Linked DNA regions of Homo sapiens: regions 1, 2 and 4 are each linked to region 3. Evidence: chromatin contacts called from ENCODE Hi-C or POLR2A ChIA-PET data. All regions are on one chromosome and are shown on one strand. The core of a region is the stretch at or near the end of the contact, and the rest is flanking DNA. Distances in the headings are between cores, read along the strand shown. Region 1 overlaps PTCH1 (patched 1). Region 2 holds the start of MSANTD3 (Myb/SANT DNA binding domain containing 3). Region 3 holds the start of TSTD2 (thiosulfate sulfurtransferase like domain containing 2). Region 4 holds the start of NR4A3 (nuclear receptor subfamily 4 group A member 3).

What was found. A loop is a pair of places that touch in the nucleus more often than their neighbours do. ChIA-PET counts read pairs that join two places held with the same protein, here RNA polymerase II (POLR2A). Pooled maps may share reads with other maps.
Region 1: a pooled map shows a loop between it and region 3 (2.8-fold over the local background). The contact joins the enhancer-like site here to the promoter of TSTD2 in region 3. A Hi-C loop is called at or near these places in 5 of 37 single-sample maps with no recorded cell type and 6 of 50 pooled maps. POLR2A ChIA-PET finds 5 or more read pairs at or near these places in 1 of 52 experiments (common myeloid progenitor, CD34-positive).
Region 2: a pooled map shows a loop between it and region 3 (6-fold over the local background). The contact joins the promoter of MSANTD3 here to the promoter of TSTD2 in region 3. A Hi-C loop is called at or near these places in 6 of 50 pooled maps. POLR2A ChIA-PET finds 5 or more read pairs at or near these places in 2 of 52 experiments (A673 and HEK293).
Region 4: a map of CD8-positive, alpha-beta T cell shows a loop between it and region 3 (18-fold over the local background). The contact joins the promoter of NR4A3 here to the promoter of TSTD2 in region 3. A Hi-C loop is called at or near these places in 2 of 168 maps with a recorded cell type or tissue (CD8-positive, alpha-beta T cell and naive thymus-derived CD4-positive, alpha-beta T cell) and 15 of 50 pooled maps.

Annotation. Positions count from the first base shown.
Region 1 is chr9:95,490,407-95,496,448 of GRCh38, reverse strand. The region is part of intron 2 of PTCH1 (patched 1); the gene reads left to right. Among named protein-coding and RNA genes, the nearest start is that of PTCH1, 16 kb to the left of the region's middle. RefSeq lists enhancers at 1-872, 1,633-1,852, 1,903-1,952, 1,289-2,028, 2,013-2,102 and 1 more. Within about 2 kb of position 1,953, at least 16 of the 41 ENCODE cell types and tissues checked have a DNase peak (open chromatin) inside an H3K27ac peak, as active enhancers do.
Region 2 is chr9:100,425,548-100,431,719 of GRCh38, reverse strand. It overlaps MSANTD3 (Myb/SANT DNA binding domain containing 3), which reads right to left and starts at 4,577. Exons shown (of 3, transcript NM_080655.3): 1 at 4,327-4,577. RefSeq lists silencers at 4,081-4,200, 4,241-4,470, 4,511-4,740.
Region 3 is chr9:97,628,484-97,634,790 of GRCh38, reverse strand. It overlaps TSTD2 (thiosulfate sulfurtransferase like domain containing 2), which reads left to right and starts at 1,423. Exons shown (of 10, transcript NM_139246.5): 1 at 1,423-1,548. It overlaps NCBP1 (nuclear cap binding protein subunit 1), which reads right to left and starts at 970. Exons shown (of 23, transcript NM_002486.5): 1 at 876-970. The coding sequence starts at 909. RefSeq lists enhancers at 473-552, 110-945, 1,110-1,404, 1,173-1,502.
Region 4 is chr9:99,820,589-99,826,668 of GRCh38, reverse strand. NR4A3 (nuclear receptor subfamily 4 group A member 3) reads right to left here and starts at 4,784. Exons shown (of 8, transcript NM_006981.4): 1 at 4,262-4,784; 2 at 837-1,010. RefSeq lists silencers at 1,969-2,018, 4,641-4,690 and an enhancer at 3,554-4,066.

The DNA of each region.
Region 1 (6,042 bases), core at 704-3,203, 2.1 Mb after region 3:
AGATCCAGAATGTTAGGGCAAGAACACACTCACTTTTTTCTCGTAACTTTTTTGTTGCGGACCGAAACCAGTTGACTTGAATAAATTTTTCTGAGGCCTGAATGTAGCCAGCAACGTGGAAAAATCTTGCCATTCAGGGCCGTCTGAATGTACATTTCAGCCACACAGTAAGCTGCATTGGGAGGCGCTGGACTGCTAAATGCAACCATTTTTCGCAGCAGCGAGTTAGACAGGTGATTAGCATAATTAGCACCGAGCAGCTATACATATGGTAATGCTGAGTGTGTAAATGCCAGCTGCGGTGTAAAATTTATGTCAGGGGTCGGCAGGGCTGTGCGAAAGTATTGTGTTCCAGCTGCAGGTCAGGGCCGCCAAAGCTTACCTCCTTTTCTCTTGTTGGTGAATACGCCAAACAGAAGAGAAAGACAGAAATATAACAGATACGGCTTTGATGGGACAGCCCAGTTCTGTGCAAGAGGGACTGCTCTATAAAACACACACACTCACACACACTTGCAGAAATCCCATTACTTTCTGTAGAAATCGTGTGTGTACTTCATGCAGGGTCCAGATGAGTGGGGCCGGGATGGAGGTAGGTAAATGATTCCCTGGGAGGAAAAAATTCAGTCATTGAAGTTTTAAAAGGAGTTAAAAGTTCTGTTTTGTTTTTCTTCCCACCCATCCTTTTACCCCCCACACCATTCCCTCCACCACTCTCCTGCCCACATTGTCTTATTTCACATTAGATGGGGGGATATCCTTGCTGGATGGGATAGCATTGGTCCTTTAGAAGAGGAGGAACTAACCGTTCTGGAGGTGTTAGCCTTGAACAAAATATAAGGTTTCAGCAGTGCAACTCTTCCCAAACTGCTTGACTAGCTTTAGAAAGGGGCTAAAAAAAGCTTTTGTGGGCTTTTTGTTCTTCCTCTGGGTAGCTATACTTACTCGCCTACCTATACTTACTCCCCCTACCTCCACTGTCAGACCCACCAAATTCTTTATAGATTTAAAAAAAAAAAAAGAATCACATGGGTTTCTTGTTTGAAAGGATAGTCTTGAATGGCTCACATACTTTGAAATGCATGATGCGGGAATTTATTGCTATGATGAGTTTATACATTTTGCACTTGAGGTATTTTCTCTGCCACGCCCCCACCTCCACCCTTCCGTTTTTTGGTTGGTGGCTATAAGAAGTGGTGGTGTTGACAGAATATAGTTCACACCATGCTGACCCGGTGATGAAACTTCCTCACGGCACCAGGGGGTCCTTATGTACTGGCCCCTAATCCAGCTAATCCTGATGGCAACAAAATCATGAAAGTGGCCCCCAGTGACGTGAGTCTCCCTGCACAGATGCAGAGGGAAGGAACAGTGCAGGAGATAAATGAGGCCAGCGTGGTATTCACCGGAGGCCAGGGAGCCTGCGTGCGAAGGTGGAGACTCGCATTGTCTTCTCCCCCATGTCGGCTCAAGTGGGAGGCCAATGAAGAGAGGCCCAGGCTGGATAATGGCAAGAAGACTGTTCAGAGCTGAGAGGTGATGTCAGCCCCACAGAAGCTGAGAGAAGGAAACTGGGGTTAATGTTATGCAATGCCTTGAGTGCTGTGATGGAGAGCCTGCCGTGGAAGCACTTGGGTTTTGTTGTTGTTGTTGGGTTTCTTTCTGTTTCTATTTTTTTAATGAAGACTTCAGGAGGTTTCAACTAAGCTTGATGAAAACACGCTGTGTTGGTTCCTGGGTTCTGCTGCCTGCTGCTGCTGGAGTGTGGCCTCTGAGCCAGCGCGCGCTCGTCATCACACCTCTGGGCCCGCCCACTTCCTGCAGAGCGACGGGACCTGGGTGTGCATCTGCCTGCCTGTTGCGCTTGAGCGGCCTGGTTGCACCTGAGGTTGTGGTAGAACCTGGGACAGTTCCCAGCTTGGAAAGTACGCTGTTCCGGATGGAAGACATTTCCGCCTGTGCTCTGCAGGAAGTCAGCAACGTTCTTGGGCCTGTCTCAGGTGGCGCGGTGCACAGCCCTCATTTGCCAGTGTGGCAAGTAACCAATGAAGAAGGGGCCTCCTGGCAGATGCAGCGTCGTCTCGGGAACTCGTGGCTCCTTGGGAGCTGGTGGGAGCTGCGACAGGCAGCAGGTCCAGCGTGGGCAGAGTGCCGGGCTGACCTGATTGCATCTGACAGGGCGAGCAGGTCTGCGTCAGGGAAAGCCATTCAGAGGGAGCAGCCTGGGCAAGGCTGATAACAGATGGCACTGCCAGCAGCTGGTGGGGGCGGGGAAGCTTGCTTCCGGCGCATGCGCGTTGCAGAACCCCGCGCGAGCGCCTGCGCACTACCTGCGCCCAGCCTGCCACATGCCCCGTGCGGTCCCGTGCGGTTCCGTGGGCAGGTGGGGGTGTCCTTTTCTCGTTATGCTTTGGTGGTTGACCTCTCACTGGGCTCACTTCATGAAGGCACATTCTCTTTGGGCTGATTGTAGCGTTTTTCCCATGGCAACACGCAGGGGCACAATCTCATAAGGAAAAAAACGGCCCAGAAACTTGGACAGCGGTTGGCTCCTCCTGAATAAAAGAGATGGGTGGGAGAGGACTAAAATTCACAGCCCGTGAATTTTCAGCCAATTGCTCACATTACTGAATTTTCTTTTTTTTTTGTTTTTCGATTATAAAAAAGAGGCAGTGCTAATAATTTTGCAGTTACACCCGCTTAGAGATTTGTACTTTTTCGGCCTCACAGTAAGTAAATGCAACATTGAAAGGAGGACCTGAGCAACTAAAAGAAAAAGAAAATCTCTCTAGAGGCTGTTAGATAATTCATGGGATTAATCAAATGCAAATGCAACGCTTGCATATACACAGACCCTATTTTCCTAATTGGACTCTGAGTGGGTACTTTTCAGGCTGAAAGGGTCATTTGTTTTGACTGATTGACTTTTTGAGGCTTTGGGGGGAATTAATAACTTATACAGATGACTGCCTGTTCCCAAGGCTCTGTATTGAGACTGCGCATTCATTTATTCATTCAGCACACTTGGTGTGCCATGCCCCTGGTGCCCCTCTGCGTCCCTCACATACGGAGGTGCATGGGCAGGACTTGAATTTTGTGGAAAATAACTTCGGTTGGTCCCTCAGATCATCTTTATGTGGATCACAATAAGCTTTTGCTAAAAGGTTTTTGTGTGAATGACACAGAAGTTTCTTAAGCTCTGTGCAGAAGGCTGTGCTGAGGAGGGGCACAGCAGGGAAGCGTGATGAGGGAAACATCTCTTGTCTACAGTGGATTGGAATCATATTGGCCTAGAAGTATGGGCCTCTGGGTCAGCTGGCATCCCACCTGAGCTAGCTAGCCTTTCTTCACTTTGGAAAGTTAAGCCTGGCTTGATTTGGGGATGAGAGGATCAGCAGAGCTTGATCAAAAACTTATTTGCAGAAGTGATGCTTCTTTTGCCTTTCAAAGAATTGGCTTAAGCCTTGGATTTCTGGAGAATAAGATGGCAGAATTTGCAGGTAAAGAGGCTTAGGGCTGCATGTTCTCTGTGTGCCTTCATCTGCCCCCTCTAAGACAGGACTCTCTGGGGACCAGAAGGAAAATGAGGCCTGTCCACTGTGACCCAGGGAGCCCTACTGAAAAAAATGCATCTCCTCACTGGCTGAGAAAAGTCTTTGATGCAACATGGTTGTACTTTAAATAAAAATACGGATTATTGTCATATTTCACGCATTCTAAAATTCTAGCTGTGAGCGTAATACAGGTTGAGTATCCCTTATACAAAATGTTTGGGACCAGAAGTGTATGGGATTTTGGATTTTTTTAAGGGGGGGTGATATTCACACATAAGCATGATGAGAAAGCTTGAGGATGGGACCCAACTCTAAACATGAAATTTGTTTATGTTTCAACTACTTTATGCATCTAGCCTGAAGGGAATTTTATACGATATTTTAAGATAATTGTGTGCCTGAAACAATGTTGGTGTATATTGAACTGTCTGAAAGCAAAGATGTCACTATCTCAGCCACCCATGTGGACAATCTGGTTGTGTGGCATTCCCATCCTTCCTGACTTAAAATTTATATGCTGCCGATAAGCAATCATTTTCTTAAACTAATTCACACCTACGTACTTACCAGTAAAAAAACCACGACATTCCATTAATGCAGTGAAAAAAATAATGTGTTCAGGGTACCCAAGCAGCACAATAGCATCACCAGATACCTGCATCAGTGGCTAAACAACAGCAGCTTCCGGTCTCCACCTGCAATGCTGTGTTTTCACTGAGAGGTTACTGTACACCATGTTTTATTTTTTTAGGTGAGAAGAAACATCAGAAGCAGTTGAAGGATCAGGGAGTGGGTTGTGTAGGGGCGAGGAGACATCTGCTGGATGGCTTTTCAGAATGTTTCCTCCAGCATCACCGGCCTCATTAACAATAGTTTCTGTCTTAAGACGTCTCTCTTTGATTTTATGAATTGACATGATTTCCTGTTTGGTTGTGAATGCACGATGCGTTAGTTTTCAATAAGCCCATCACACATTTTTACCAGGTCTGCTATAGTTAACTTTTTGTGCAGTTGTAACATGTCATCTTCATGGTTGTGAGCCTGTTTTGACTGTGACTGATTACATGAGGTCAGATGTGGAATTTTCCACTTGGAGCATCATATTGGCACTCAGGAAGGTTTTGGAGCATTTGAGACCTTCAGATTAGGGATGCTCAACCTGTCTAGTGTGCTCTGTGGAATTTGGCACTCCTAGGCTACCTCCTGCTGTACTCATGTTCTCAGCTGGTGCTCAGAAACCATGAGGCTCGCAGGGTAGTTGGACTCTGGGTTAAAGGGTCAGTTCTGCCTCTTACTAATAAGGTGGGCAACCTTGGGCAAGCCACCCAAACTCTGCAGCTATGCCCCCTCCCCTGTAACATCAGGACAGTGAAACAATGCTCTGTGACAAAGGCATGGGTGAACTGACACTTGCTCCGCTCTTGGGTAAGGGTCTGGGAAATTTCACACACATTGTCAGCTAAGGCTCTCACAGTCCTGTGAGGTTCATCACAGCATTTGTTATCCCTGTTATCCTCAGCAACCAGGAAAGGTGGCTGAGGCTCAGCTGTGTCAGGGACTTGTCCTAGATCTCTCTGCCACTAGTGGCAATGCTGGGGTCTTCCGGTTTCCATTCTCACTGCCTGTCTGGTACAGCTGGCCCCAGCTTGATGGAGGAGCAGCAATGATCAAAATATTTCCAAAGACGTAAAGAATATGGTCTCAAAGGGCTTTGCAAATGGAAAGCACCACCCAAGTATAAAACGTTATTTTGTGTCTCAGGATCCTGAGATAATGATTTTTCTTGAGTCTTGTTCAGAGGGGTTGTTATTTTATTGTTAATATAAAAGGACTTCAGAATATGATGAAGATGCATATGATTATTTTTATAGTTTATTAGTATTATTGATACATAATACTGTATATATTTGTGGTGTACATGTGATGTTTTGATATAAGCATATGATGTGTAATGATCAGATGAGGGTAATTGGAATGTCCATCACCTCAAACACATTCATCATTTTTTTGTGTTGAGAACATTCTAAATCTTCTCTTCTAGCTATTTTGAAATATACAGTGTATTGTTGTTAACTGTAGTCTCCCTACTATGCTATGGAACACTAGAATGTATTCTTTCTACTTAACTGTATGTTGGTACTCATTAACCCACCTCTCTTCATTTCCCCTCTCATTCTTCCCAGCCTCTGATAACCCTCATTCTACTCTCTAAGTCCATCAGATTAATCTTTTTTACCTCTCATATATGAGTGAGTACAGAGATGCCTATTTTTTTTTGCATTGAGTTTGTTTTTAATTCATATCTCTACCAAGTAGCTCTCATATCTATCTTTCTTTTGTGTGTGTGTGTGTGTGTGTGTGTGTGTGTGTGTGTCACATAGAAGGTTTTGTTTTTCTGGGTTTTGTTTTGTTTTGAAGTGGGGTCTCATTCTATTGCCCAGGCTGGAGTGCAGTGACACAGTCACAGTGCACTGCACCCCCCAACTCC
Region 2 (6,172 bases), core at 3,328-5,827, 2.8 Mb before region 3:
GAAGGCTCTCCCTATCTGACGGTGAGCTCCGAGGCATGGAACTACATTTTATATCTATCTTCAGCACATAGTAGATTCACAGTAAGTGTTTGTTTTAAAAAAAAAGTTGGGAGTGGGGACGCAGGCACAGTGGCTCACACCTGTAATCCCAGCACTTTGGAAGGCAGTGGGGGAGTACTGCTTGATGCCAGAAGTTTGAGACCAGCCTGGGCAACACAGTGATACTCCATCTCTAAAAATAAAAATTAAAAAATTAGCCAGGCATGAGCATCTGTAATCCCAGCTACTTGGGAGGCTGAAGTGGGAGGACCACCTGAGCCCAGGAATCTGAGGTTGCAGTGAACAATGATTGCACCACTGCACTCCAACCTAGGTGAAAGAGTAAAACGCTGTCTCTTTAAAAAAAAAAAAAAAAAAAGGCTAGGCATGGTGGCTCACGCCTGTAATCCCAGCACTTTGGGAGGCCGAGGTGGGAGGAGCACCTGAGGTCGGGAGTTCGAGACCAGCCTGACCAACATGGAAAAACCCCGTCTCTACTAAAAATACAAAATTAGCCAGGTATCATGGTGCATGCCTGTAATCCCAGCTATTCAGGAGGCTGAGGCAGGAGAATTGCTTGAACCCGGGAGGTGGAAGTTGCGGTGAGCCGAGATTGCGCCGTTGCACTCCAGCCTGGGCAACAAGAGCAAAACTCCATCTCAAAAACAAAAAAAAAAAGAAAAAAAGAAAAAGAATAAAGTGGCAGTGATGGAAGAACCTCTCTTCCAAGCCTCAACCTCTCTCCTTAGCATCAAACACATTTCCAATTATCTATCAGCCACCTCTGTGCCCCACTATGGGTACCTCAGAAAACTCCAACTCTCCATAGCCAAAACCAAACTAATTATTCCCCATACACCAAAATCTCCTGATTTCTGATGATGTCAGCCACATCAACTTGGCTTCCCAAAGCAGAAATGTAATCTTCAATCACATGCAACTAATTAACAAGACCTATGGTACATTTTACCCAAACATCTGTTCCCTCCTCTCCCATTCTCACTGCCCATGTCTGTGGACAGAGCTAATCTCTAAAATGGTCTCCCAAACTTCCATACCCTCTTCCACACAACTACAGGGATCTTCCTAAAACACAGTGATCAAGCCACAGGCCTCCTTGTAAACCTCAGACGTCTCTCCCACTGCCTAAACGATAAAAGTCCCAACTCTTCACATGGCATTCATGGCCTTTCCGGATCTGGTCCTGATTATAGCACCCCCACCAGCCCCTCATTCTCTCCATGTATTTTCAACCTAACCAGACCAAACTCAACACGCGGCTTCCTTTGGCTGGAATCCTTTACCCCAAGGCCACCAAGGGCCCATTTTCAATCTCTCTTTTTTTTTTTTTTTTTTGACACAGAGTCTCACTCCCAAAGTGCTGGCATTACAAGCGTGAGCCACCGCGCCCGGCCCATTTTCAATCTTCAAAGCCCAACTCTCATGCAATTTTTGTTAAGCCTTCCTCAATTAATACCCAGTCTGTTATGTTTATTTTCTTTATAACGGCTTCCTTCTAAAATGGGTTTGAAGCAGCTTACAAATTACACACACACTGCAACTAGATTTTTTTTTTTTTTTTTTTGAGAGAGAGAGGAGAGACTAGCAGGGCAAAGATAAGACAAAGGTAAAAGAGATCAAAGTTAGGTGGTAAAGGAGCATTCAAAACCTGTGTCATAGCTGGGCACGGTGGCTCACGCCTATAATCCCAATACCTTGGGAGGCCAAGGTGGGCAGATCACCTGAGGTCAGGAGTTTGAGACCAGCCTGGCCAACATGGTGAAACCCCACCTCTACTAAAACTACAAAAATTAGCTGGGCGTGGTGGTAGGTGCCTGTAATCTCAGCTACTTGGGAGGCTGAGACAAGAGAATCGCTTGAACCCAAGAGGTGGAGACTGCAGTGAGCCGAGATCATGCCACTGCACTCCAGCCTGGGCAACAGAGCGAGACTGTCCCCCCCCAAAAAAAAAACAAAAACAAAAAACAAAAACCTGTGTCATAAGGTCTCATACTCACCTTGTTAGATATAGATTGGCCCTGAGTTCCCACTGGCTCAGAATGAGTTACTCTTCTATGAGCTCACTGACAGTTGTACATGACTGTACTGTAGCACTTCCCATATTTTTTGCAATTTGCTCTTTGCGTCCATCTCCCACACTGGACTGGGAAATTCCTAGGGGAATACATAATTTCTGACTCATCGCTGTATCCCCAGGATGTAACATATGACTCAGCACATGACTGGTGCTCAGCAGACATTTGTTGAATGAATGTTATCACGGACAGGGAATACGGTACTAGTGCTTGTTGAACTGCACGCCAGATATGTGAAAAAACATTATTTTATCCTCACAAAAAATGTACAAAGCTAAGAAATGGCAGAGCTAGGATTCAAACCCCAAACTGTCTATCTCTCCAAAGCAATTGCTCTTCCAAGTATGCATGATGTTCCCTACCTTCACCATCGCTACGTACCCACCTACTCTCTGCTTCAATGCCTGGTTAAAAACAAAATAAACCACCCTTCTCCCAGACGTCTTTCCTACTCACTCAGGACAGGAGTGCCTGAGTCCAGCCCTTGATCTTCCACAATACGTTAACAAATCATCACCAACTGGGAGAGGAAAGGGTGCCCCCTTGGTAGCTGAGAACTGAACAGCCTGTTGGGTATTCTGCAGATGGTGGGGTGAAGTCCTCAGCTCCTTCTTCTCCTGCCTTTCCCCACAGGTGCAGTGCCTGGGCCCTTCCTGCCTCTCTTCCTTCTTCAGGATCCAAAGCCTTTTTAGTTCTCCCCATTCTAAACCCAAAATAATCTCCTCAGGCCCATTACTTCTCTAACCCAGTGAATGGTGTTGAAAATGCACTCTTCCATTATATCAGTGAGACCTTTGTATTTTAAGCATCTCATCAACCATTAGGGCTGGCAAGCATCCCCATGCCCTGAAACACAAGAATTTTGTGAGAAGGGATAATGGCATTTTAGGAGGCCCAATCACCTGACCCTCCATCAATCTGAATATTTTTGGCGGCCTGGGAGTAAAAAGAGACAACCTATAACATCCCTCCCCACCCCCTGCCCCAGCAGCCTTTGTCCCCTAGCCCGGGTCTCTACGGGAGGGATGAAATCTGGCCCAGCAATGCTGCAGGGGAGGGATGGTGAACCCTGGTGCCTTCCTCTACATCTTCCTCCAGGACTTCAGAATCCTTCTTCTCCCCCTTGTCCATCCCATGTCTCTCTCTGGCCCTGGACTCCCACAGCCATCCTCAATCCTAACTCAGAAACTATGTTTTTTAATTAATATTCAGCAATTTCCTTGGAATACAATCATCTGCTCTGACATGCTGAAAGGCACACTCTCTGGCCCTGATATTATCCTACCTCCAGTTTTAAATGTATGACAAATATATCCCTGCATCCTATAACTACTCTCCTCGATACTGCAGGAACGTCTGTAATGTTAAATGTTATCACGCCTAAGAAATACCCAACCTCCTGAATCGGAATAGGGAGACTAAATTCTTCACTGTTTCGTACTCCTAAATAAAGATTATTCATGCAATTTACAGTAACTACCTCACAGCGCCAGGGTGATGATTCAATGATAATTCATGCCAACTGTTTAGTACCTAGGGCCTGGTACATACAGAGTGCTCAAAATTTAGCTGTTATCATTTACATACATTATCTTTCACAATAGTACCTGAGGGTAGATATTATACCACGCCCCCCCGACCCCCGCCTCTAATTTACAGAAACAGTAGCCCCGGCTCGGAGTAAAGGAGCTTTCCCAAGGTCAGTCAAGCAAGGATGTGATGCTCGGCCTTCATCCTGCAAGTGAGGGATCCCTCCCGTTACACTCTGGACGGGCGGGGCACTGGAGGTCTTAAAGGAGACAAGTATGGAAAAGCGCCGAGCACAGTGATCAGCACACAGTGGGGACGCCGGGATGGGAAGACCGCGGTACTGCAGGTCACCTGGATTCCCCCCGAGCAGCTCCCCGAGCCCGGGAGTCCAAAGCCCACCCCGCTCCCAGCCGTGGGCGCGCCACTGAGTACCCCAGAGGCCCGCGCCCCGGGGCTTTGTAGGCAGCAGGCCGGCCCTACTCACCGAGTCCCATCGCGGCGCGCAGAGGCGGCCGCCCGGCGCCCAGCCTGCAAGGCCGGGGTCGCAGCGGCTCGGCCCGAAAACCCTCCATGCCGGCCCCCGGCCCCCTCTACGCCCGGCCCGCGCCCCCCACCCCCGCCCCCGCCCGGCTGCGGCCCGCCCGGAAGGGGAGCCTCCTACCTGCAGCGGCGGCGCGGCAGCCGCGGCGACCGGGGGAGGGGCCGGCGAGGCGCGAGGGCGGGCGGCCTGGGCTCCTCTCGCAAGCAGGGCGGCCGGGAGGGCCGCGGGCTCCCGAACGCCGGGCGGCGGCGGCGGCGGCGGCGCGCCCCCGGCCGGCCAGGCCCCGCCGCGCGCGCCGCGGCCACAAAGCCCGGACGCCGCCGCCCCCTCGCGGACCGCCCGCCGCCTGCCGGTCCGTCGGCGCCGCCGAGGAGGGCGGGAGCGCGGCCCCGCGCCAGTCCCCACTTCCCCGAGCTGCGGCCGCCGGCCTCCAGGGGACTGGGGCGGGGCGCGGGGTGCCCCCCCGCCCACCTGCCCGTCCGCACCGACCCCGCTCCTGACATCCTCGGGCTGACGTCCTCGTGCTGATTTAGTTGCCTTTTTTCCCCACCTTTGCAGAGGAGCTCCTGAAGCGGCCCGAAAAACTGTTTTATTTCTATGAACAACAAAAGAATACATTTGTCACACGGGATTTGGCGGCCATGAACACGAGTTAGTTCAGTCCAGGTCCCCCGACTGAAATAGGCCCTTTTCTTTTAGGACTCCTTGATACTTGGGACAGCGAATCCCCCTATGCTGAGTTTATCAGAACTTCTGTTAATTTGTGGAACGTGCCTCCCCCAGGAGAGCGACTGTGCTCACTGGAGCCCAGGACCTGTCTCGGACACTGTGCTGACTCATTTGGAATTAATGCGTGTGTAAATGCATGCACAACAGCTCAAACTGTCGGGACAAGCCACCCTTTGCTCCTCCCGCAAACAGAGTGGCTGGATGTTTCTTTTGCCCTGGATCCATTGGGAAGACTCCAACCCCAGAGAAAGGCAGAGAAGGCTTTTTAACTTTTTTTTTTTTTGAGGTGAAATTCGCATAACATAAACCACTTAAAAGCGAACGATTTGGTGGCATTTATTACATTCATAATGTTGAGCAACCACTTCTATCTAGTTCTGAAACATCCATACTCCATTAAGCAGTAATTCCCCAGTCCCTCCTTCCTCCAGACCCTGGCAACGACTCAGCTATTTTCTATCTCTGTGAGTTTACTTTTTTCTGGGTATTTCATATAAATGCAACCATACAATATGCGGCCTTTTGTGTCGTTTCTTTGACTTAGCCTGTATTTAAGATTCATCCATGTTGAGGCGTGGATCAGTACTTCATTCCTTTTTATGGCTGATTAATATCCCATTGTATGTGTATATTATAATTTGTTTATTCATTCATCCCTTGATAGATATTTGGGTTACTTCCACCTTTTGGCTATTGTGAATAGTGCTGCTCTGAACATGCCTGTACACATATTTGAGTACCTGTTCCCAGTTCTTTTGGATACATACCTAGGAGTGGACTTTCTGGGTCATAGGGTAATTCTATGTTTAACTTTTCCAGGAACTGCCAAAAAGTTTTCCACAGCAGCTGAATGAATCATTTTACATTCCCATCACCAATGTTTGAGGGTTCCAAGTTTCCACAACCTTGTCAACACTTGCAATTTTCCGTTTTTGTGTTTTAATTCCTTGAACATTTTTGAGACTATTGCTTGCCCTCCCAACTCCCACTATCCATAGCCCTAAAGTAAAAACTGATCTAGGTTTTCACTATGTACAAAGAATCACGCAACCCTTTCTTTCTTCCCTCAAAAAACAATCCAGGGCAGAAGCACCAATAAAAATAAAGACCCTAAACTAAGAGCTATACTGGTCCTCATTCTTTTTCTTTTCTTTTTTTTTTTTTTTTTTTGAGACAGAGTCTGCTGGAGTGCAATGGTGCAATCTTGGCTCACTGCAACCTCCGCTTCCCGGGTTCA
Region 3 (6,307 bases), core at 174-2,673:
AACCACTACTATACACTCTCTTCAAAAAACAATACACTAAAATGTTAACAATAGAATTACTCTAAGTTTTACTTTTTTGGTGTGTGGATTTGTGTTTTTGACCGATTGTAAGGCTTATGTGTAATATAAGCATCTTTTTTTTGTTGTTGTTAAAACTAGAATTATTCCATCTTTATGAAGGCAACACTGATCTCCACGAGCACAATCATCCAAACGGAGATGGGAACCCCTGTTCTAACTCTCTCAGAGGCCTGAAGTTAGTTTTCTAGCACTCTCTCTCACACAAGGGAAATGCGCTTACGGCCAGTTCAAAATCTGCAGTAACCTGTGTCTGTTTATTAGGGACCTCTTGGGCGCAGGTAAGACAATATTCTTTCCCTGCAGCTTGAAAGAAGTGAAATCAACGGATAACCACTACCGGAACAGAGTTCAGACTGCAACTCATGAGATCTCTCAGTCCTTTCCTTCAGTGAATTCTTCCGAGCCCTTTTCAGGTGCAGCTTTGAAGGTTAAAACGAGACACTAGGACCAGTGGGTCCCTAAGAGGCGGCAGCACAGACACAGGTGTGCTTCCCTGCTCCGTGGTTTTACGGACGAAATTCTGAAGCATCCTTAGAGACCAAGGGTCTACCCATGGGGTTCACCAGGCCTTCTTTCCCGAGGATCGGCCCTTGACTCAAAGAACTGGGGCGGGGGAGAAGTCGCTTTCTAGAAGCCGCCCGACCACACCGCCACCATATTCTCCTCTTTCCCTCCGCGGCTCCCCGCACGTTCCCGGGGAGAAGAGCTTCCAGTCTCTTCCGTGGACACCCAAAGACGCCGAGCCTCGGCTCCCAACCGGGAGCGGCCTCCGTGGCCGGGCCGCAGGCACTCACCGTCGTTCTCGTCGCTGTGCCGCCGCCGCGACATGCTGCCCTCCGGTGCGCCGCGGAACCGAGAGGCCAGGCGGTAAGCGCTGCAGGAACTGTCTGGCCGCTGGCCGACGCAAGGACAGCTGCAAGGCGCGCGGATGGGCCGGCACGCAGGCGCACTAGCTCGCCACGGCCCCGGAAGCGCAGGAGAGGCCGCCGGGTGGGGCTAGGCGCTGCGACAGCCGGCGTGAGGAAGCTCAGTGGGCTACGAACGTCTGGCACACATGCAACCGCCCCCTCGGGCTGCCTCCGCCTGCCGGCTACTTCTTTCTCCCGCCTTCCGCTCTATGTCCTTCCGGGGCCACGCAGAAAGTGCCGCCGCTTTGGCCACTCAGAGCCCCCGGGCCGCGGTCGTCGTACGCCTGAAGGCGGGTCGTGCCGGCGGCCGCTCTAGTCTCCGCCTCCGCTCAGGCCGGTCCTCCGGGGCTTCTCAATGGTTTCCCGGTGGCCTCTCAATGGTTTTCCCGGCGGCCCTTGCGCCGACGCCAGGAGACTTCCGGAGCTTGGTGACGTCACGAGCGAGCTTTTCTACCCAAATACGCGGCGGGGGAATAGGCTCGAGGGCGGTGAGCAGTGACAATTGCTAGGCGGAGACAGTGCAGGGAAGAGAGACCTTAGAAAGGATCAGGACTGGCGGGTATGTGCTCATCTACTCCCACTTTCCGGCTTTTGCCGCCTTGGGAAAAGTGGGAGGAGAGGTTGGGCCAAGCTCGGCATGCGGGGTGGGGCCTGGGCGGGAGGCGGTGCCGCACGTGCCGCCCCTTGGTATGGAAAGGCCGGCCCTGACGCGAGCGTGCGGCTCCGGGCTTGCCGGCTGGCCGTCATTTTCCTTAAGTTGTTTGCTTAGGAAGGAACAAATGATTGTTTTAGTAATCTGTTTTCAAGGGTTATTGGGTACCTATATGCCTGTGTGTGAGCGTCCCCTCCCCTGATGTCTTTATGAGCACCATACTGGCTTATCTGCTTTGTCCATGGCCATCTGAAATTTCACTCTCCCGGCCTAATTCTCCTTCGGTCTTACCCATTTCAGTAAATGACGTCATCCGTCGGCCGCTTAATCCAAAAATTTAGAGTCTTTCTTAGCTCTTTTCCCTCTTTTTACATAACAATTATCTGTAAACCCTGCCTGCTCTGCTTTCAACACAAATCCAGAATCAGATCGTGTTACTGCTTTGTTTAAAAGTCTCCTATGACGGCCGGGCGGGGTAGCTAACGCTTGTAATCCTAACACTTATGGGAGGCCGACGCGGGCGGATCCGCTTGAGCCTAGGAGTTCAAGACCCACCTGGGCAACAAGGCGAACACCGTCTTTACAGGAAAAAAAAAAAAATTAGCTGAGCCTAGTGTTTGGCGCCTGTAGTCCCAGTTACTCGAGGGGAGGGTTGGGGGCCGAGGTGGGAGGATCCCTTGAGCCCAGGAGGTCGAGAATGCAGTGAGCGGTGATCGCACACTGCACTCCAGCCTGGGCAACAAAGTGAGACCGTGTCAAAAAAAAAAAGTCTCCTACGACTTTCCATTGCACACTCCATGCCATGGCCTGTGGGGTTCTACTTCTCCTCACTGTACTCCAACCACTCTTTCTGTTCTTACAATAAGTCAAGCTTGTTCTTATTTTAGGAACTTATACTATTTCCTTTACCTGAAGGTCTCTGGTTCTAAATCTGCGTGGCTGGCTCTTGGTCACTTAGGTCTCAGCTCAAATGTCAGGTCCTTAGTGAGGCCTTCTTTGGTTACCCAATCACTGTTTTATTTCATTCAACGAATATTATATTTATTAGCATTTAGCACCTCCTAGGTGCCAGGCAGAGTTCTGAATGCTGAGGATGTAGAGGTGAACAAAGGAAAACCCCTGCTCTCTTGGCGCTGATATATTCTAACGACCCATTCAGGAATACCCACAAATAGTGCCATCATAGGTAGTGAGCAACGGGAGAGTGGTAGATGAGATCAGAGAGGTAGGGGGAAGGTGCTCTGTGAGGACTTTGGACATTATCCAAGTGAATTGAGAAGTCATTGGAGTATGATTTTTTTTTTTTGAGACAGGGTCTCGCTCTGTTGCCCAGGCTGGAGTGCAGTGGCACGGTCTTGGCTCGTTGTAACCTCTGCCTTTTAGGTTCAGGCAATTCTTGTGCCTTAGCCACCCAAGTAGCGGCAATTACAGACATGCGCCACCACACCAGGCTAATTTGTATATTTTTAGTAGAGATGGGGTTTCGCCATGTTGGCCAGGCTGGTCTTGAACTCCTGGCCTCCCAAAGTGCTGAGATTACAGGCATGAGCCTCTGTGCAGGGCCAGTCTGACTTATTTTTTTAATAGTTACTTCTCATGCTCCCAAAGGAGGAAGATAGTTCAGCTTTTGCAGTAATTCTAGCTGCAAATGATAGTAGCTTGAACTAGGGTGGTAGTAAAGATGGTGGTGCAAAGTGATCTGATTGGATTGTACTTCAAAAGCAAAGCTGGCCAGGCATGGTGGCTCACCCCTGTAATCCTAGCACTTTGGGAGTCCGAGGTGGGTGGATCACAAGGTCTGGAGATTGAGACCATCCTGGCCAACATGGTGAAACCCTGTCTCTACTAAAAAAAAAAATACAAAAATTAGCTGCGTGTGGTGGCGTGCAGCTGTACTCCCAGCTACTCGGGAGGCTGAGGCAGGAGAATCGCTTGAACCTGGGAGGCGGAGGTTGCAGTGAGCCGAGATCACCCCACTGCACTCCAGCCTGGTGACAGAACGAAAACCGTCTCAAAAAAAAGTATTTTCTGAACAAGTGAATGATAGTGTGAGAAAATAAGGAGTCAGGAATCATCCCAAAGTTTTTTTTGTCTGAATAACAGGAAGAATAAAATTGTCTTTTACTCAGATAAGGAAGACTGGGGAAGACGAAAGTTTGGTTTTGAACAGTTGTATTTGAAGCTGAAGCTAGCTGGCTTCACACACAGTGTAAAATTCACACACAGTGGGGTATATGAATTTGTAGTTTGGGAGAAAGGCCCAGGTTGAAGATATAAATATGGAGTCATTTATTATATAGTATTCTAAACAGAAAATTTCCTTTATGTTTCCCTTTTTTCTTTTCTCATGTAATTTTCAAATATTTACAGAAGTAGGGAAAATTTATGATGAAACCCCATGTACTCATCATCAACTTCAGTAATTCTTAATTCATGGGTAATCTGGTTTCATTGATATTACCTCCTCTCTCTCAATTATTTTGAGGCAAATATAGTTTTAAGTCCTTGGAAGTAGATGAGATCACCTGTAGGGTAAGTATAGATAGAGTGGTTCAACATTTAGAGGTTGGGGTAATAAGGAAGATCCAGCAAAGGAAACTGAGAAGCAGGGGCCGTTATCCCTAGCTGGTATTTTCATGATTTGTTTGTTTGTTTGTTTGTTTGTTTATTACTTACTTAATGTCTCTCCTTACCAGAATATAAGCTCCAAGAGAGCAGGTACTTCAACTGTTTCATTCATAGCTGCATTCCCAGGACTATTCCATGGGCCCGGCACATAGCAGAGGTGCCACAAATAATAATAATTCAGAGTATGTACATAAATCAAAATAAGCTGAGACTGAAAAAAGATGCAGAGTCGGAGGAGATCATTTTGGGGTGGTGGGAAAGGCACCCCACACTCAGGTGCAGAGACCTTGAGTCAGGAAAGAACATGGCTCATTTGTGGAACTGGGCATGGTCCAGTGTGGCTAGAGTAGGATATCTGATGGGGAATGGGGAGCATAGTCAGAGATGAGCCTAGAGTATAGGGAAACTAAGTTTTTCAGGCCTTCAAAGGAAGCAGTGACACAGGGTAGCAGACAAGACATAAGTGAAAGGTGACACTTGAGTTCAGTCTTCATATACATAGTAAGCATATGGGGAGGGAAAGAAGTGAAAAAGTAAGGGAAACAAAGCAGTGGAAAGCATAAATGCTGGGACAGACTACATCAGGTCATATAGAGGGAGATTGGAAAAGATGCTGGAGGTGGGACCGGATTGGATAGTAATTCCTTTCGACAATGTTACCTCCCAAATGTACTGCCCTTATAGGTAAATAAGTTATCTGTTTCTAGAACAATGCCTGGAACCTAGAAGACCCTCCATAAATATTTGTTGAATGAATTTTAATTTGGAAATGATATATGTACTTTCTCTACCTTTACAATAAAACAGCTTTGAGCATGGAGGAAGTGTGTTGAATAAGATTCTTCTACTTATTTTACTTCTGCCTGGAAGGCTTACAGGTTTGTGTAGAGTTAGGGATGTACTTTTTTCAGTGGGACTTTATATGAAAGACATTTTCATGAGAAAGGAAAGAGAAGCTAAAGAAGGTAGTATTTCTTCACCCAGTCTCTTCCACTTATTTTTCAAATACAAGAGAATTTAGGTTTAATAAATCTGTATTACCTTGCCTTACCCTTATAACAAAGCTCATTTTGAGCCCCATGAAAGCACCACTTAGCTGATTCAAATGCATTTTATGTGGTGCAAGTGACATCTTAATTTATGAATCCAAGGAACAAAGGTCCTTTATAAGAAAGTTGGTATTGCCTGTGTGTGTCTGTGTATGTTTAGTCTCCATCAGTCCTATCCAGCATTGTTAACAAGCAGTGTGTGTTCCCCCACACATAAACTGCTCCTTGTTGCCTTCACCTGGTTGAGGTACCCTGTAGGCAGAGTTGTGAATTGGCAAAGTTTGTCACCAGTGTCTCCCACCTTCCTTTCTCTCATTCTTAGTGGTGCTTTTTCTGCTCCCTCTTGTGGAGTTTGGGACTACTTTGCATGTTACTATTTTCAGAACCTTCAGTGTCCACCTCTGGCTGCCTCCTTCAATATTGTCCTGAAGAAACTAACTTTGCCAGTTCACTAGTAATATGAAATAACCAGTTGTTATGTTGTGGGGCAGGAATTTGGACAGGGCACAACAGGGACACCTTGTCTCTGCTCTCAGCTCAGAGGCCAATCTGGAATCTGAAGGGTCTAGTGGTTGATGCTGGCTGTCAGCTGGAGGCCTCTGTTCCTCTCCACCTGGTTCTCTGTGTGTGGTCTCTGCATGGGTTGGATTGGCTTACTCACAATACAGTGGTTTGGTCTCCTCAGCGTGAGCATCTCAGAATGAGAGCTTGCACTAGCGTATCCTTTTGAGAACCCAACCTCAGTCATACAGCATTGCTTCCATCACGCTTTATTTTTGGGAGTAGTTAACAAGCCTGCCTAGGCTTAGGGAAATGGACCAGAAATACTGCTGCAGCCATTTTTGGAAAATATAATCTGTCACAGCTAATTTTTAAATAAAATTTTAATGTTAAATTTAAAATACAGCATTCAATTAAAATATTAATAATATTACCATTCATTGAACCCTAGTTTGTGCCAGACACTATATATTAATATTTCTTTCCAG
Region 4 (6,080 bases), core at 3,535-6,034, 2.2 Mb before region 3:
TTAAAAATACACTCACTAGTTTGAAGTCCAGTTACTTATCTTGCTGTCCAGTTGTTGGGATGAAATGAAAGGCTAATCATTTAAAAGAAAGAACACTGCCTGATCTTTGATCTATTCTCCTTCTCCCTTCAGCACCTCTAGGATTTCTCCATTACTCTTTTCTGTCATTCTTTCCGGCCAATCCCTTTTTACTGCTCTTATTTGTGTCTTTCTGAGGTTTCTAGCTAGAAGATGAGCTTGCTGGGATTGTATTCTATTTATCTGCATTATCTATGGTGCCCACACAGGCTTGGCACCTAGTATTCCTTTAACAAATTTGTAAAGAGGTGGTACAAACCAAAAGTGCAATCTGTTCTTTTGCCAAACTCAAATTTACTCTTTGGTTTTCATCTCAAATGCTTTTCTCCTTCCCTCTGAGCTTCAATCATCCAAACTTCTGCACCCAAATGATTTGGGTTTTATATAAATGAAAATGCTCAGTATTGCTCTAAGTGATTCCATAACTCTTACATGTGCACACTGGCTATAAAAGAAGAGCAAAAATGAAATTAAAAATGTATAAAATACCCTAATCTATTGGTGTATTTGTATTTCTCTTAGGAAAATTAATTTTGAGCAATGCAAGCTTAATTTAATTTGGCTGCTCCACTCAGTAGCAACAGGGTGTGGTATACAGAGGAGCTTCCTGTGAGGAAGCCACCTGTGTTGTGAAATTCGCGGCCAGCAGTCACTGTCCTGGCACTGGGCAGGTCGACCACGCTGCCCGCCGAGTGTGTGGTTCCCCCACCCACTTCCCTCAGCCAGGGAGGAGAAAAGGGTCTTGCCTTCGGACCTACCTGGAGGGTATCTTGCGCGCTGAATGGTGGGGCTGGGGGTCTCTCCAGCGGAGGCTGAGAGTGTAGGAGGAGCGGACGTCCGGCGAGGCGAAGCGCCGGCAGTGCTGCCCGGCACCGCTAAGGGTCCAGGCTCAGGGCCCGGGCTTGCCGGGCTGCCCTCTTCCGCAGTGGGCTCTACAGGCAAGGTGAAAGAGGACATAGGTCACAGTGAGACCAGGATGGGTCACTACGGCCCGGGCTGGGCGCATTGGGGACTGGGGGAATTGGTTGGCAACCTCTAGAAATGTTACATTAATTACAAAGAATTATCGTAAAATTAAGGGTGATTAATGGTACAGGAGTCCCCCTGGGCAAGAAGCATCACACGGCCTCGGGGAAGCCGAGGAAAGGTTGTTGGAACCCACTGCGCCTACCACCGTTTTGTGGCACCAAAACCGAGGCTAAAAAAAAAACGCGCAGCCTGTTATTGCCCAGAAATTGATCTCTCTGCCCCCACAATTGATTCCGAGCTTACGAAGTCAGGAAAACCAAAGAAAGCAGAACACTTGAGGAACGAGCTCCGCCCGAATACGGGGGGTCAGTGAGTGTTCACCAGCGGAAAAAAGCCATTTTCCAGCTCCGCCCGCCCCCACCCCTCAAATACAAATTTTACACGTTGCATAGGAAATGCACAAGGTCCGGAACGAATGCATGAATGCCCCGAGGAATTAAGAAAGTCTGCGCTTTTCATTCTAAATGCTAATGGAGCTTCGCTTCTATTAGCCGCGAGTTTCGAGGGCCAGGGGTCAAGCAAACAAAAGGGCACAGCGATGAGAAGGCTGGCGCTGGAAGCAAGGGGACGAAGCGGACGGCGTTAGCGGCTGATGGGACGAGCGGAGGCAGGTCCCCTGCACCCAGAGGGCGGTGTCTTCGAGGGTGGGCGGCTTGGAGGCTCCTGGCCACCCAGCGGCCTAGCGGGGGCACATTCCTGAGGGCGCCGAGCGCAGCTCCGGGACCAGCGTCTCAGCCCACAGCCTCAGCGAAACTTTGTAGCTGAAAGCGCAGCTCAGCAGGCCTCAGGGAAGGAACTGGGTGCCCAAACTCCGGCCTATAGCGCCCCCTTTGCCCGGGGTGGGCGCAGCTCGAAGAGTGGGAACAGGGACCGAAAAACCCCAAATCAAACCAAACCAAAAACCTCCGAGGTGCGCGGGGCCACGAGGGTCATCTCCTGGCGCCCCTGAGCCCGGGGCTTGCCTGCAGGAAGAGAGAAAGGGACTCGGGGCTCCCAGGTCCAGGAAACCCTCGACGACCAGGAAATGGGGGATTCCCTTGCCACCCCCAGCCCCAGCTGGAGCTGCTCGGACGGAAAGCTTGCGCTCGATGTAGCGCGGGTAGAAGCGGATCTTCCCACGGCTGTAGCACGTGCTTCCCGTCTCCCCGCATCTTCAATGGGGGTCTCCAGCAATCCCCCACCCGCCCCTTCAGTGGGTGCCCGCATTCCCGTCCCGCATTCCCTGAGGGCCTTTCAAGCGGAGTCGTTCTCTGAGAGGAGGCCTCAGAACTCGGGTGGGCGGGGACCGCCTCTCCCCAACGAAGGAGTTCCCCTCGAGCGCCCAGCGTTCGCGGGAGGGACCCACACAGCCTTTCCTCCAGCCCAGCCCAGCGCCCCGCCGCTCTCTCCACCCCACAAGCGGCCGGTTACCTAGGCAAAGCCTCAGTGCCTGGAAACACGTTCCGCCGCTCCTGCTTGCGGCCGCCGGGGCCGGGAGCACAGAGCCTTGGGGTTGTAAATTAGGAAGAAATAACTACCTCTGTCAAAGCCCCTTTCTTTCTCGTGGGCAGACGAAAGGAACACCCCCGTGTTCCCCTCCCGGTGGTGAAGTGTGTGGAGGAAACCGTGAAACGCACCATTGTGACCGGGGCTCCTCTGCGGAGTTTCCAACCCTGGGGAGCGGGGGCGGAGGTTGGGCGGGGGCAAGAGGAGCGAGGGAGAGACTGACAGAAAGGGAAAGACTGAGATTCTCAGAAAGACCGAGGGAGACTAGACAAACCGCGGGGAAGAATTTCTGTGAGCGCACGGTCCCAGGCAAAGGGGTGGATGGGTGCCGGGGGGTGGGGGGCGGAGCGGACGTGGAGGTTGCTGTGGCCTAAGGAGGCTTTGATACTAACTCTGCGAGCATCTTGTTCAGCGAAAATAACTCGAATAAAGTAACTTCATTCATTGTGCCCATCAGCCACGTTAGGCAGCTTTTTCTTTCCCTAACTTGATTCTATAAAATATTTCCCGGTCGTGGGAAAAGGAGATCCGGCACTGGACTCGCGATGGAATGACGGCTCCCTGTTCTTCTCTCCCAGCACCACAAGGCCCTGGGATCACAGCCCGACATTTCTGATTACTAACTCCTCGCAGCTCTTCCCTCTGGAGAATCCGGACGCATAAATAAATAAAAGGCAATCTCCAAGAACGTTTTTGGAAATCAAGGGACAAATGCGTTCTTCCTCACCACTGCCCCGAGGCTTCCAACAGGTTGGAGAGGTGCCTTTGGAAGTCAGTCTCCGCAGGCTGCGCTCGCATGACCGCTCTCGTCTCACCACCGAGAACTTTCATTTCTACTAAGAGTAAAACACTCGGAGCAACTTCTCCAAAAGCGCGAGTTCTGTCCGTGAAAAAGCATGCCTTTCCCACACCGAGCCAACGTCCAGAGGAGAGGGACACCGTCCCCACACGTGTCAGTGTGCGGGAGTCGCCAATTACACCCGATTTACCTCCTAAGGGAAAAGTGTAAACCGGCATGTCAGCGACGACAGGCAGACGTGCCTAGTGGAACCCCAGGCTCATTTCAATACAATAAGCCACATTCCTACAATTACGCCCTCTTTCCTGAGGTCCTCCGAGTGCGTCTGCAAACTCTGGCCGTCGCTGCCTAGGCCCTTCCCTCCTAAGCTTCCTTCCAGAGAACCAGCTCGGTGCCACCATTAGCAACATTTACTTGGACCCACCAGAGCTCCTATTTTCAATCCTACTTAAAAGGCAGGAAAATTACTGCCGTTCATCACCGGAGCTGCAACTCCCTGCCGCTGCCGCTGCCGCCGCCGCCGCCGCCGCCGAGAGCATCATTACCATGACAACTAGAGCCGAAATACCCTGAATTACATCGCTGGAGCCGCTATAGCACAAATCCCGGTCCTCCTCTTTGTTAGAGGCTTTTCGCCTCTTCGAGTGGGGGGAGGAATCCCACGAGCTCCAGAGATCCCCGCGGGCCCACTACAGGGGAAAAGTTTCAGATCAGAACCTACGGGCCGCTGGGCTAGCAAAGCCGGAGCCGGGCGGCAAGGTCAGGGGAGGGAACCCCACACTCAAAGTTGTCAATTTCAGGAGCGACGCTTCCCAGCAAGCCAACTTTTTTAGCAAGTCCCCTTATTAACTGGGCGAATCTCATACGTACTTGAGTGCTGTGGCGGTTCCGTCTTTAGAGCGAGTTTCTAGAGAGCTGTCCCGAAATCTGCACTGGGGGGGAGTCACAGCTGCTGTCCCGGAAGGGCTGCGGTGTACAAGCCCAGCGGCTCCCGGAGGCGGTGAGCGGCTGGTGGGGGATGCTGCGATCCCGACTCATGGGAGAGCACAGCCGAGAGGTTCCGCGGGCGTCCTGGCTTGGGCTGTGACCAGGGGGGAGGATGCCGCCGCTGTTCCCACCTCCACGGCCACTGCCGGCACCGTCAGCGTTGCAAAGTGAGCCCGGGAGGGGCGTCCAGCTGCGGCGCCGCGCTGCACCGGCAAGGGCTCAGGGCAAGAGGGGTGTGAGCGCGCGGGAGAGCGAAGTGTGTGTGCGGAGCCTGTGTGCGCGCTTGTGTCTGTGTGTGCGAGTGAGGGAGCGGGTGTGAGCGCGTCTGTGTATGGGGAGCGGAGGAGGAGCAGGAGCTGGAGGGGTGGGGGGCGGGAGGCAGGAGACTCCGCTCTCCCGGCTGCGCGTTCGCTCGCTCTCTCGGCACGTCATTTATGCCACAGGAGCCCTAGCGGCCTCTCCATAGAGTGCCTGGAATGCGAGACGTCAATGTGACGCCATGGGACGCTACGTCACCCTCCTCCTCCCTCCCCTGGCCCAGCCGGTTCCGCGTGTGCGAGGGAGGGTGTGTGTGTTCGTGTGCGCGCGCGCGCGCGCGCGTTCCTCGGCCAGTCGCACGGCCGCACAATGGAAACTCCGCCGCACGGCCGGCCCCGGCCTGGGGGCTTCTCTTTTTGCAGCGGAACCGCTCGCCAGGGCGTGCGTCTGCGGGAGGGTGCAGCGGCCTGCCCACGGGTCAGGCGGGACCGCCCAGCTGTCAGGCTCGGGTGGAGTAGAGTTGGAGGAGTGCTGCTGGCGCGCCTCCGAGGCTGCCCCGAGGCACGGAGCCAGGGCGAGGGGGGTAAGGGAGAGGACAGCTCTTCCGAAAGGGAAGGCTCCGCCAGCCAGCTTCTGACCAGCTCCAGTGACCTGGCAGCCGGTGCAGAAGGCGTCTGGCACCAGCCCGAAGACGCCCTGAGGTGCAGCTGCACTTTCCTCTTGCATAGGTTCTAAAGCTGTTTACGTTGCTCCGGTCCTCTGCGCCCAGGCTAATCCCCCCTCCCCGCATCATTTACTGGGTGCGTGTTTCACACAGGGATGCAGATGGTTCCGGGGATAAGGTTTGATTTCTTTACACGTACGGCGTGGGTTTCTTAACTGGACACGTTATAACCCAGCGAAGTGCACATCCATCATGCACACGCGCGCTGCAGCAGAAACTACTCTGTGTGTAAAACAAACACACACGTGTTGAACAGCTGAGCGGGTCTGACTATTGCAAATCATTCCTCCTCCCCGGCACCGGGTCAGAAATGGAACTCTCAACTAGCACTTTCACTTTTTGATGGTTGTAGATGCCCTCCGCCCACATCTCCCAAATTAAACATTTCGAAATCAATCAACAGGACTTATTAGTCAGTCCCTCGCTAGGGGATTTGCTTTGGTCTCCTCGGACACATTTGTCATGAAATGGTGTGCCGAAAGCCTGGGTGACTGTATGAAGGAGAGCAATTTCTTCCTGGAAATGATAAATTTAAGTGTAAATTTCTTGATGAAAACAAAATTTATCAGAGTTAAAGACCCCTAGTCCCAAAGGTTGCTGCTGAGTGAACGCAGTCTCTTTCAGAAATGAATTTTTGGACAGGAGAAAATATTTGAGTGAAACAATGCAGATAGAGTGGTCCCCATGTGGTCCGCTTGAATCACAAATACCGTTTTATAT